2 separate regions of the Homo sapiens genome follow, and region 1 is linked to region 2. Evidence: chromatin contacts called from ENCODE Hi-C or POLR2A ChIA-PET data. All regions are on one chromosome and are shown on one strand. Each heading gives the region's core, a stretch centred on a gene start or an enhancer-like site at or near the end of the contact. The rest is flanking DNA. Distances are from core to core; before and after follow the strand shown.

Region 1 (6,653 bases), core at 2,564-5,063, 520 kb before region 2:
ATTTTAATGAACAATTATTGTACCTGACTACAATTATTATAGTAACAATATGCAGTCATTGAATAAGGCTTGGGCTTTGGAAATATACAAAGTACAGATTAATCTGAACAGTGAAACTTTTAAATGATAATGCCTCAATTTTGTAGGTCGTTTTTATTATAATGCACTTTCTCACATATTCTGCTTCAACTCCGTAAATATGTTTTTTCCAGCTTTAACAAAGGGTGGGATTTTAAATCATGCCATCTCTGTCAGTCACTGTTGAAGGCAAGGGTGCTAGTGCTGGCGTCTTTATATATGCCATCTTATTAATCTTTACAGCAATCATGAAAGAGGGGAATTTCCCCCACTTTATAGAGAGAAGAAATGAGGTAAATTGCCCAGTCCTCCACAGCTAATAAGAGAAAAGCTGAGATCTGAAACCAGATCTGCCCGAAGCTCAAGCTTTGATGCCTCTGCTGTGCCACTCTGCCGGATGCCAGGCCTGTCTTGGTCTGTAGCTGTCTCTCAAGGCAGGAATGGATGCTACCACCACCCCTGCCTCGGTGCGCCTGCATTTTCTTACGTATTAAACACAAATTCCTGGGGGTAACTTCCAGTCTCTTTGGCCTAAGTGATTTTTCCTGTATTGTTCCCCTAGATTTAATACAGGCCTCCAGGTAACTGACATTTTCATCTGACTTCTTGTTAGGGATACCTGGCACTTACTGCAGGGCTGGCAGTCTCAAGACGCCACCCTTCCCAAGGAGAGGGCAAGGATACCTCCTGGGAAGCTCCCAGGGAAGGGTAAAGGCCAGCAGGACCTTGCTGAGAAGGTCCTTCCAGGACTAAGCGGGAGGCTTTACTGCCCAATTGTCATCTCTGAATCTGCCATCTGGGTGGTGTTTTCCCCCTTAAACTATCCCGGCCCCGAAGGGACACAACTGTGAAAAGAATCCAGAGGATGGGGGGAGGGGGGGCCTCTGTGGGGAAGTGGAAAGGATTTGGGGCCCGAGTTCTGATCTGTGAGGCTCTGTGAGGCCTATCCTTGGGGTTCGGGTCACCCCCTGCTTGCGGGAGGTTTTGCTGGTTGAGCCGGTGACTGGATCATGTCGAAGGTTTTTTTACTTCTGTAATGTTCCAAGTGTCTAGAGTCTCATTCCGGTGGTCCCCTCAGGATGAGTGGCTCCTAACAGAGCACCCCCCACCCCCCCCGGGACTGGTGGGCTGCCTGAGGAAGCTCCAAGCCTGGGTCCAGGTCTCTGTGCACCTGAGGCCCCAGCTCATCCCCACACCCAGGCAAAGGGTGACAGTCTCAGGCACTACTCTGATGTAGCCTGTTTGAGGCTGGGGCCCAGTGGGAGCCGCACGTGGGACAGGGAGCAGTCCCCGGTTCCAGGAAAGAGCACGAGCAAGTGTGTCTGAGTGTGTGTAAGCGTGTGGTGTTTATTTATTCTAGGAGCGGTTGCTAAGTCAGACGTGTTTGCCAGCAGAGGGCTGCCTGAGTGCTGTGTTTGTTTACTCAGCACAGTGCAGGGAAGGGTGATCGGACAGACAAGTGCAGGCTACAGCCGTTTGGTGGGGGGCACATAGCGTGAGATGAGAATTGGTCTTGGGGGCCGTCTGGCGTGGTCCCATTCTATGGGTGCTGCTGGCTGTTGAGAGCTGCCTTCCGGGACACAGGCCCTGCCTTCTTTGATGTGCCAGCGGCTCTCTCACTGACCCTCCTCCCAAGCAGGGTGGAGCTGCTCATTACCCCACAGGGCAGTGGGCCCTCCTTCCCTTCATGGGGCTGGGGGAGGGTTCCTGGCTACGGGGTCTCGGGGGTCCCTGAGAGAAAGTGGATAAAATGTGGGCAGTGGTATGAGGAGGAGACAGTGGGTTCTCAGTCCCATTCCTACCCTGTCCAAGAGCTTGTCCACCCTTAGTTAGGCTTGGCCTTTCCAACGGGCGATCACATCTTACCAAGACTGAAGTCCACTGCCTCCTAGTCTCCTGTCCTCAGTCTTCCAGGTTATAGATTGGTTATATATTCCCTATCTTCAGGAGAGAGTGAGAGACAGAGAGAGAGAGAGAGAGAGAGAGGAGGAAGGCAAAACAGAGACCCTCCTGACTCCCTGTCCACCCTCAGCCACAGGCCAGAGGTAGGGACTGGCTGAATTTCAGGGTCAGGACTTCCCAGCTGGGTGGCCCCAGAGGCCTCTGCCTCCCTCTTCCTGCCCTAAGGCCCCAGCACCACGTCTGTAAGTCTCTGAGAGAGCCCTGGCTCCCCCGACACAGGCTGGCTGGCAGCCAGGGGTGGTGTTCTGGCTCCTGTACCAGCCAGATGGGGTGGCAGGAAGGCCCTGTTAATCCCCAGGGAGAAAGCTCCTTGGCAAACAGAAAAAAAGTGGCTGCCGGCACTATGTCCCTACCCTGGGACCATGAAACACCATACCCCGAAGTCTTTGGGGCAGATTTTGTGCCTCTGTATTCTGCCCACACCTTCCACGGCGCTTGGGCTGGAGTCCCAGCTGGGGCTATGGAGTAGGGAAGGGAGACCGGGTTCCCCCTTCTCAGGTTAAGGCTTTTCTGTAATGGACAGTTTGCCTCTGCTTCTCTCAAACACCCTAGGGAATTGTGAAGACAGGGTGCAGGCAGGCACTAGGCCCTCCTCTGGGCTCCAGCCATCTAGAGCTCTTATTTGCTCTGAACTTTCCTGATAGTGTTTGGAGAAGCAACTGGGATTGTCTGGGTCCTCCTTCTACCCCATCACTCCACCACCCACCTCTGCCCCCATCATCCCCCACCCCCACCACACACACCCAGACTTCTGCCACTGAAGCTGCCTCTTCTGCTGGTGTGGCAAATAAGTGTGGAGAGAGTGAAACCAGATACAGAGAAGGCAGCCAGCTGGGGAGGTGGTGGGTGGTGTTCTGCCGACCAGGCCTCCTGCTGTCCTCCCCCGGAGCCAGGATGGTGGAGGTCCTGGGCCCAGCCTCGGTCTGCCTTTTCCCCTGCATGCCCAGCTGGTGTGCCACCTGTGAGGGGCTGACAGCTCCTTGCTCCTCCAGTGGTCTTGTCTTGGTCCTGGGTTTGGGGAACAGGATTCCCTGAGCCAGTCCCTCCCTACACTTGGCAGTTACTGGGGAAGCTGAGCACCAAGGCTTGAGCCATTTCTTGCTTTCCCTACCTGTCTCTGTCTCACCTCCATCCACATTCCTTGCAACATGGTACCAAAGTAAGGCTTTGAACTTGGGATGAGTGGGGTGAATTTCACTCTTCCCAACAGCAAAAATGGAAGCTAATCTGGTTTCATCTCAGTTTGTAAGATCCCTAGATTCCCAAGGGAGCTGGGAAACCTCACTTGGGTCTAAAAGGTCATTTAAGGGCCGCTTCCAGACCTGGCTCATGCTCCCGATTGGTGGTGGGGGGTGGAGGGGTGCTGGCTGGGATTGTGGTCACTGAAGAGGGTCAGGAGCAAGGGTCATTGGGTAGAACGGCTCCCTTTGTCCCACTAGGCCACGAATTGGTTCTGGCATTCCCAAGGGGAATGCTCCAAGCCAAGTAAGGGCCACTGTGTCCAGGTGGACCATTCCCAAACCCATTTCTATCATGGATCATTTTCCAGAAACTTTCCAACATGGGAAATCACAACTGAAGCTGGTTGTTTAGATCGGAAAATCTGGGTGTAGTGTCATTAGAAAAACCAGAGTCTCCTCACATGAACCTTTGCCTGCAACCTCTCCCTGGCCTGCCTGCTGCTCTCTGCCTGAGTCACAACAGCATTCAACAGCTTGGACACAGAGCTTTACAATGTGCCAAGTGCTCCCACGTGCCCTGTGGCATTTACTCCGCCTAGCAGCCTGGAGAGATAAGTTAGTGTTAGCTCCACCCAGCAGAGGATGGAAGCCCTGGGAAGTCACCGGCCTCACTGAGGTTGTACAGGCAGTAGGTGGCAGGACTTGAAATCTCGCGTCCTTTCCACGGAATCTTTTCTGCCAGCAACCCAGAGAGTGCAGGGGGAATCCAAACAGTCTGGTGGGCACCAACTGTCTTGGCTGGCTTCCAGCTGGGCCTTTAGTGGTGACTTTGGCACGCCCGCCCCCCCCAACCCTCTGTCAATCTTTAGGAGCTGGGGGAATAGGGGGTGCTTTCTAGGAGGCTCTGCTCTCTTCTGAGATGTCCCCCTTACTTCCTTCCATTCTCTCAGGTGTGGGAGTCACTTTTCTGTGTGAATACCAGGCCAAACTTGTCCTTTTCTTCCTTTTCTCAGAGTCACCTGCCCCAAAGCGCCCCTGTTCCTCCCTCCCTTCTCTGCCTCTTCCCCCGGGATACCTTGCCCTTGCTTCGGGAGTGGAGGCAGTGTTGCCCCAGCAGAGGCACCGGCACTGCCAGGGTGTCCAGCTTTGCACACGGCCTCAGGCGCCCTCACGTTAGCTTTGGCTTCTTGATGGATCTTGAACTCCCTTGGGATGCTTTGTGGGCTCCTGAAGGACCTCCCAGGATGTCCCCTCTGTCCTCAGACCTGCTATGTGACCTCAAACAGGAATTCAGACTCTTCTTGGCCTTCGCGTTCCAGAGCAGAAGGATATGGGTGCCCAAATCCAGACTCGGAGAGGCAGGAGTGAGGTGAGAGGCACAAAATACACCTTTTTTTTCCTGAGCAAAAATCTGCCTCAGGTCCACTCGTTTCCCAAGGGCAGCCGTGCCTTTCACCCGACAACCCGAGGACCCGCAGCCCCAGCCTCTCGGGGAAGGTGAATGTGCAAAAGCCAAGTTTATCCTGAGTAATGCAACGAATACACTGGAGGGGGTGGGGCCGCGGAAGGTTTTATCCAGAACACATGTTATTGCCACTATTCTAGTTATCTTGGATATTTCCTGCATGTTTGTCACCATGGCAACTGACAGCATGAAGCCTGTTTGCTGGGCCCTGGGGTCTGGCGCGGCAGCCATGTGGTGTCAATTTGGCCCTCTCTGCTTCCCCCAGCTCCTGTCTCTCTGTCATGCTGCTTTTGGTCTCCGCCTCTGTCTCCCCGCCGCCTGTCTCTGGGCTTCTCTGTTTTCTTCTTCCAGGAAATAGCTGCCCCTGCATCCCTCGGTGACATAGGTATAGACAGTGTCCAGCTACTGCCACCCTAAGCCTCCCCTTAGTCCACACAGACAGTCTGTGACTAAGGGTGTTCCAGAATGGATGGGAAACTTGTGTGGCAGGGGATAGGCAAGAGATTGGCCTTCAGTGGAGAAAGGGCTCAGCCCGGCTCTGGGCTCATGGTTCAAAATGAGCCCATGCTACCTACTGCTAGGCTGGGGGCTAAAGATCCCTTGAGAAGGTGGGTTTGGGAGACACCAGTGAGGAGAGATGTGGGCTTCTCATCCTGATGTTTCCTGTGTGTGGGAGTGAGGGGTCTCCATCACTCAGATCCTTCCTTCCCTAGGCTTTTGGAGAAGACATAGGTAGAATGGCAGAGAGGGGTCTCAAATTCACAGAAGAGAAGCCAAGGAGAGAGGAGCTTGACAGCTAAGGGGCAGTGAGGTCTCTCGGCATTATGGGCTGCCTGGGGACCTCAAATCCCCAGTCCTTTCTCCCAGGTCTCTGGGATGTGGCAAGGACAGGGTGTGGCAAAGACATGGCCAATGGCAGTGTCCCTCCATGGGGACACCAGGCAACAGGGAGGGTGTTGACAATAATAGCCTGCGAGGGAGCTGTGCCAGCAGCTTGGAAAAAGCACCGCGAGCAGACAGGCGACTCCATGGGAGATGAGGGCATCTTCTGGCCCCTCTCTCCACCCCCAGGTCTGGCTTCCCTTCATTCTGGGAAGCCCAGGACTGGGCAGTTGCCAGCCACTCTGCTTCAAGTTTTCTGCATCCACACTGCAGAGGCCTTCCCAGGCCACCTTCCCAACCTCTACATCTGTCATGTGCTGTTTCTTATCATGCCCAATCCCCAGTCCCCACGCAAGGTAGGCCTGGAAATTGTCATGCAGCCAGAGCCCCAGGCAGGGCTGGCACCCACTGCGGGACTGCTTGGAGGAGAGAGGAGGGGCTAGGGAGGTGGAGTAGGGTCCAGAACCTGCCCTGGCCACAGCTCCTGCAGGCTCAGCTCCAAGGCATGAGGGAGTCTGGAGTGAGACAGGAGAGCTGGGGCGAGGCAGCCATCATGCTGGGCCCTGAGAGGACCGGCCCCGGGGCCAGCAGCCCAGAGGGTGCTGCAAATCAGCCTTCTTTTGGGTCAGCATCATTCCAAGGAGGTCCAATTCTCTGGATGGGACAGGGCATTGGGAAAAGTCAAAGGGCAGCCGCAGTGTGGCTCTGGGGCTCAGTCCCTTGCGTGCAGGGACCCTGTGGGTTCTGGGAGCCACAAGGGCCAAGGGAAGGGACTGCCAAGAATTGGGTGGTGTGGTGGGGCTCGAGTCGTATTGGAAATGCTGGAGTCTGAATGTTTGTGTCTCTCCAGAATTCATGTGTTGAAACAAAATCCCCAGTGTGATGGTATTGGGAGGTGGGGTCCCTGGGAGGTGATTAGGTCATGGAGGCAGAGCCCCTGGGAATGGGGTTAGTGCACTTATGAAACAGGCCCCAGAGAGCTGCCCTGCCTCCCTTACCATGTGAGGATATAGCAAGAGGCCACCATCTATGAACCGGGAAATGGGCCCTCACTAGACACTGAGTCCCTTTCACAGGAGGCTACA
Region 2 (6,674 bases), core at 2,166-4,665:
TCTCAAACTCCCAGCCTCAAGTGATCCACCCACCCCAGCCTCCCAAAGTGCTGGGATTACAGGCGTGAACCACTGCATGTGGCCCATAGCCCTGACTTTTATATTCCTTTTATTTTGCCTTCATAAAATTATACTAATGAGGAATGGAAAAATGTAACAATCTGCTAAAAAGAACAAGGCATTTTAAGATAGCGATTTTCAATTTTTTTCTAGACTTTCTTCTTTCTATCCCCAAAGAAAGAGAGGTTCACATGCACACTCACATAATACAGCAGCCATTGACAGAATGAGAAGCTTCAAAAGTGTGTCCTGCTTCTCATAGGACAATCGCAAAAATCCAAACTTAGTCATCTTGACATGAATGGGTGGCAACACACGACGATCAGCTAAAATGAAAAAGTCAAGACCACAAGATATTGAACACCTTCAATTTACTTAATTTTCATATTTTATGATGAGAGGGAATCATAAAGGACGTAGGAGCTAGCAAAAACACCAGACAGGGTCAAGGCTAATACTAGTATCCAAGCCTGGCCTAAAGTATGATCAACTTGCAAGGAAGTAGGCACAAGTCAGGTCTATGTGTCAAGACTAAAATGGAGTGGTCAGAATAAACCATCCATAATTCTATTTCCCACTCCTTCACAGCTAACAAGTACATAAGCACAATTAGCAATAGTATAGCACAAGGAAGAGATGAAAAAATAAACAGGAAAGATTGGAAATACTGAAAAATAATAAAATGGAGAAAGAGAGCACTCAAGAAAAGGCAGGACTATATGGGGTGGCAGGGGCGGAGGGGGGGAAGCAGGAAATAAACATTGAGACCAGAAGTGCAAGCCCCAGCAATTTCAGAGGCTAAGGAGGGAGGATCGCTTGAAGCCAGGAGTTCAAGACCAATCTGAGCAATACAGCAAAACCCCATCTCCACAAAAAACTGTTTAAAATTATGCAGGCTTGGTGGTCTGCACCTGCAGTCCCAGCTACTCAGGAGGCTGAGGCAGGAGTTGGAGGCTGCAGTGAGCTAGGATCACACCACTGCACTCCAGCCTGGACAATAGAGCCAGACCTCCTCTCTTTAAAAAGGAAAAAAAAAAAAAAAGAAGAAGTGAAAGGCATTAAGAGGAAAAATAGAAGTCACGACTGAATCAACACAATTTCGAGCCCTAAATTTAAACTTCAACTGAATGGCTATAAACTTTTTTCTTTTCCAAATCCCAATGGGGCTGTCGGGTCAACTAACAGCATACCTGATAACTAATGCAGGTACAATCATGCACTCAAAAAGAGGTGGAGGTACCCAAACACAGATCCACTGTGTTCTCATCCCATATATCAGACTGTAACGACTGCTCAGATCTATACCCGCTTCCAATCATCTGTCTCAAGGCTTCTCTGTAACTGACAATGCTGATTTAAGAGACTGATTAAATTACACAGACAGTTTGATGGCATCAGATGATAATCTAGAGGGAAAGAAAACGAATTTTTCCTACTGAAGCAGAAGAGTCGGGGGATTAAAAAAAGTAGATTAAAATGTTGAGGGACACTATCTGTAGGCAGTTCAAAATGGAAATCACATGACAGATATGAATTATTTATATAGCAATATAGCACTAATCTACCATAGGTTAGTTATTCTTGTATAAGACAGTACTACTATCTTTTTTTTTTTTTTTTTTTTGAGACGGAGTCTTGCTCTGTCGCCAGGCTAGAGTGCAGTGGTGCCATCTCGGCTCACTGCAACCTCCATCCACCTCCTGGGTTCAAGCGATTCTTCTGCCTCAGCCTCATGAGAAGCTGGGACTACAGGTGTGCGCCACCACGCCCAGCTAATTTTTGTATTTTTAGTAGAGACGGGGTTTCACCATGTTGGCCAGGGTGGTCTGGATCTCTTGACCTCATGATCTGCCCACCTCAGCCTCCCAAAGTGCTGGGATTACAGGCGTGAGCTACCACGCCCAGACCTACTTTTTTAAATTACAAGGTGATCAAGAGCTAAGTTATAACGACTATAACAAAGGATATGCAACACCATTCAAGATGTTTTGCTTTTATTCTTTTTGACTGACACATAATTGTACATATTTATGGAGTACAGTGTGACATTTTGGTACATGTATATAATGTGTAATGATCAAGTCGGGAAATAATTAGTAGATTCATCACCTTATTTTTTTTGTCTTAGGAATATTCAAAATCCACTCTTCTAGCTATCTGAAAATATACAACAAATTGTGTATTTTTGTTGTTAATTATACTCCTAATAATAGTTATCCTATAGAACACTAGAATTTATTCCTATCTAGTTGTACTTGTGTATCCCTTAACAAACGTTTGTCTATCCTCCTCCATGAATCTTTTTTCCCACTATTATTGGAATAAAGGAGAAAAACAAAACAACAACAACACTGGACTAGGTGGAAGGCATATAGAATGCTAGCCCCAACACTGAGAAGTCAAGCATGTTCTCCATAATTAACTGTCCCAGAAGAGCAGTTTAGAAATGTGTTTAAGTATAGTCCCAAAGGGAAAGCTTACTTTGCAACTAAAAATAAAGGCCTAACTACTCCAGGAGGTCAACAATCCAGCCATATCTCTCAGGGTTTGCAGCTGTTTTCTGGAATGCCTGAAATAGGAACAAACTTAACACCACTGCGTTGATACGAGCCACACACCAAAATGAGACTGCTAGGATCTCTACTTGAAAACTTGAGTAAACGAGCTAGTCATTGAGGGCAGGGCCGTAAGGGAGATTTCATCTCGTGCTCTTTGGTCACTTTCGCACACCGCCAAGCAAATAAGAGCAAAGACACCTTTCTTAAAACACTTACCAACCTGCTCTCCTCAACTGTGCCCTGCAAGCTGTGGCATCTCCTGCCACCCTGCCTCTAGTTTCCCAGACTGCAATTTCCCCAGCCCCGTTTTCCTACACACGTTTCCACACCCTCTCACGATCTTTTACTCTCTTCTCCCTTCCGGTCGTTCCAGCGGGTCCCACCTCCCTCTTCTTCCCACCCTCAAAGAACTGACCACCTCTGATACCCCTCAGCGCGGGACACTCATCACCCCAGCATCCTACGCGCCTTCCCCTCCATAACTAGTCCCAGGACCCAGTCTTTCCCACGCTCTGTTCTCAAGACCCACCTTACCCTCCCTCCCTAGACCTTCGCATCCTTCCATCCAGGAAGCCCCCACACCACGCCCCACGCCCCCTCCTCTGCAAGGCCCTAAGCTCTGCTCTCCACCCCCATTTAGAGTTTTGCCTCCTGCACTTCGTTCAGCCCCATCAACGCCATGGACTGCACCTGCCGCTGATTTTCAAGTTACGTTCTACGGCCTTCTCACCTGGCCGGCTTTCCTAAACGATCCGCGGGGCTCCCTCAGCCATCCGTTCAGCGGCGCACCCAACCCTGGCAGGAGCCGGGTCCGCCTCCCGGACCGCTCCCCCGTTGGCTGGCTCCAGGCCAATAGGACGCTTCTGGAGAGCGATAGGGTCTCGGAACTGTCTGTCAAATCCGGAGGCGTAAACCGGGCCGCGATTCAAGTTTTTAATTGGTCATTACAGCTATCACTTAGCAGTCTAGAGGCAGGTCTGTATGCTCCCGCCGAGCTGTCATAGGCCGGCGCGTAGGAGTCAAGAGCGCGGAAAGAACGTGCCCCAAGCAGTTTGGTTGAGGGCCGAGGAGTGACGTGTCGGTTTGCGGACCCACGGGGAGTCGCAGTGGGAAGGCGCGGCCCACTGACTCCCGTCATGTGACAAGAAGCGGAAACTACGCTGAAATAGGCCCTTGCTCCAAGTCCCAGTAACTCGGAATGCGGAGCCGCTCGTCTCCCGTCTTTTTTAAGGTAGAAATTGTTACCTAATACAAGGTGAAAGGAGAGGAGGGAAGCATTTTCTACCTATTTATTCTCAATTAAAACTCAAACGCGGACTGGTCCAGACAGTTCGTCTTTTGCAGGATGTGCCTGATAGTTGACTCGAGCTTTTACTGTGCCTTGGTAACTGCGATGGACCTGGGAACCTTGACAGAGTTCACAGCCCCTGGTTTTGTGAAAGAGCGTGCCTAGGCCTAAAGGGGTTGTCGGGGCTAAGCTGGAAGCATTTCTACTGCCAGCTGAGACAGCCACCGCCGCGGAGGCACAGCCCTCCCCAGCAGCAAGCGGGCTTCCTCGGGAGACCGGGAGGCAGCCCGGCCATGCTTAGTCAGTTCAGCCCTTTGTTAAAATACCGGCCAGAGAGCCGCTCTCCCTATCCTAACTTGCCTCTCTTCTCTCGCACCCCACGCGCTCCCCGACCCCCAATAAGTTTGCTGAGGGCAGAGAAGGGGACGAAGTTTGAGCAGCAATTCCATCATCTCAGACTCGCACGTGTACACCTTTATCCTCAGGCACTTCCACTCCCTGCGCGCCTCGGTGAGCCAAGGCTACACCAGAGAGAGTGGGAACGTCTCGCAGCTCTTCGAACTTGTTGCCTCTACCACTCACGCAGTTTCCTATTCTCCCATGAACGGAACCCACCACTTATTGAAAGGTCATTATTTAAATCACTGCTTCAGAATCACATGCATTTTTTTCAAAATCCACATGACCAGGCTCGCCCCAGGACGTTATGATTCAATAGATCTGCTTTTTTTTGGTTTTGTTTTTAGTAGTAAGTGTTCGATGTAATTTTACTTTAACAAAAGGAAACTGAAGCTGAGCCTGAAGGAATTACAGAACTTGGAGTAAATGCTTCTTCAAAATACGAGTTTTGGTCGGGCGCGGTGGCTCACCCCTGTAATCCCAGCACTTTGGGAGGCCAAGGCGGGCGGATCACGAGGTCAGGAGGTAGAGACCATCCTGGCCAACATGGTGAAACCCGTCTCTACTAAAAATAGAAAAATTAGCTGGGCGTGGTGGCGCGTGCCTGTAATCCCAGCTACTCGGGAGGCTGACACAGAATCACTTGAACCAGGGAGTCGGAGGTTGCAGTGAGCCGAGATCGTGCCACTGCACTCCAGCCTGGCGACAGAGCTGGACTCCGTCTCAAAAAGAAGTTTTTTCTCTTTAAAAATAAAAAAGCGGGGAGGGGGGCATTAAAATTAGAAAGATTGTGTTCAAGTTTCTTTTGTTTTTTTTTAAGTATTAACCTAAGAATATTAAGGCCGGTCGCGGTGGCTCACGCCTGTAATCCCAGCACTTTGGGAGGCCGAGGCGGGTGAATCACCTGAGGTCAGGAGTTTGAGAACAGCCTCACCAACATGGTGAAACCCCATCTCTACTAAAAATACAAAAATTAGCTGGGCTTGGTGTCAGGATCCTGTAATCCCAGCTACTTGGGAGGCTGAGGCAGGAGAATCGCTTAAACCCAGGAGTTGGAGGTTGCAGTGAGCCAAGATCGCGCCATTGCACTTCAGTCTGGGCAGCAAGAGCGAAACTCCGTCTCAAAAAAAGAAAAAGAATATTAAGATGTTAGAGTTTTTATTAATTTTTTTCAAAGTAGGCCAGGCGCGATGGTGGGCTCCTGTAATCTCAGCTACTCAGGAGGCTGAGGCAGTAGAATTGCTTCAACCCAGGAGGCAGAGGTTGCAGTGAGCTGAGATCACGCCATTGCACTCCAGCCTGGACAACGGAGCAAGACTCTCCCACCAAAAAAAAAAAAAAAAGTATTAAACATGTTTCTTAGAATACATTTAAGCTTCCAAGTGATCAAATTAAGTAAACCTTTTCACAAGTCAAAATGTACTATTAAAAAACAAAGTTTGGGGCCGGGTGCAGTGGCTCACGCCTGTAATCCCAGCATTTTGGGAGGCCGAGGCGGGCGGATCATGAGGTCAGGAGTTCGAGACCAGCCTGACCAACATGGCGAAACCCCCGTCTCTACTAAATATACAAAAATTAGCCGGGCCTGGTGGCAAGTGCCTGTAATCCCAGCTACTCGGGAGGCTGAGGCAGGAGAAATTGCTTGAACCTGGGAGGCGGAGGTTGCAGTGAGCTGAGATCGCGCCATCACACTCCAGCCTGGGCAACAGAGGGAGACTCTGTCTCAAAAAAAAAGAACAAAGTTTGAAAATCTAATCCTATTTTTAGGATGAGTCTTTGATACCAGTCCATGAGGAAAGGCTTATTTGTGAATAAAATCAAAGGAAAACAAACTCATAGGAAAGTCTTTATAATTATTATAAACAAACCTGGAGGTCCAGGTGTCGTGGCTCAAGATTGTAATCCTAGCACTTTGGGAGGTTGAGGCGAGAGGATGGCTTGAGGCCAGGGGTTGGAGACCAGCCTGGGCAACATGATGAGATGCAGTGTCTACAAAAATAATTTTTAAGAATTAGCTGGACATGGTCGTGCTGGCCTGTAATCCCAACTACTGAGGAGGCTGAGGCAGGAGGATTGCTTGAGCCCAGAAGTTAGGCGGCAATGAGCTATGATCACGCCACTTCACTCCAGCGTGGGCAACAGAGCAAGAAAGACTCTGTCTCTAAAATAAAATAATAAATAGGCCGGGCATGGTGGCTCATGCCTGTAATCCCAGCACTTTGGGGAGCCAAGGCTGGCAGATCACCTGAGGTCAGGAGTTAAGGACCAGCCTGATCAACATGGAGAAACCCCGTCTCTACTCAAAATACAAAATTAGCTGGGTGTGGTGGCACATGTCTGTGATCCCAGCAACTCGGGAGGCTGAGGCA

The links. A loop is a pair of places that touch in the nucleus more often than their neighbours do. ChIA-PET counts read pairs that join two places held with the same protein, here RNA polymerase II (POLR2A). Pooled maps may share reads with other maps.
Region 1: a map of ascending aorta shows a loop between it and region 2 (2.4-fold over the local background). The contact joins the enhancer-like site here to the promoter of STT3A in region 2. A Hi-C loop is called at or near these places in 2 of 168 maps with a recorded cell type or tissue (aorta and ascending aorta) and 6 of 50 pooled maps. POLR2A ChIA-PET finds 5 or more read pairs at or near these places in 1 of 52 experiments (GM10248).

What each region holds. Positions count from the first base shown.
Region 1 is chr11:126,110,916-126,117,568 of GRCh38, reverse strand. No RefSeq gene overlaps it. Among named protein-coding and RNA genes, the nearest start is that of CDON, 51 kb to the right of the region's middle. Within about 2 kb of position 3,813, at least 20 of the 41 ENCODE cell types and tissues checked have a DNase peak (open chromatin) inside an H3K27ac peak, as active enhancers do; they include ascending aorta, where a contact is called at or near this core.
Region 2 is chr11:125,589,593-125,596,266 of GRCh38, reverse strand. It overlaps STT3A (STT3 oligosaccharyltransferase complex catalytic subunit A), which reads right to left and starts at 3,415. Exons shown (of 18, transcript NM_152713.5): 1 at 3,349-3,415; 2 at 264-386. The coding sequence starts at 351. STT3A-AS1 (STT3A antisense RNA 1) reads left to right here and starts at 3,699. Exons shown (of 4, transcript NR_132372.1): 1 at 3,699-3,849. RefSeq lists enhancers at 3,549-4,143, 4,261-4,430.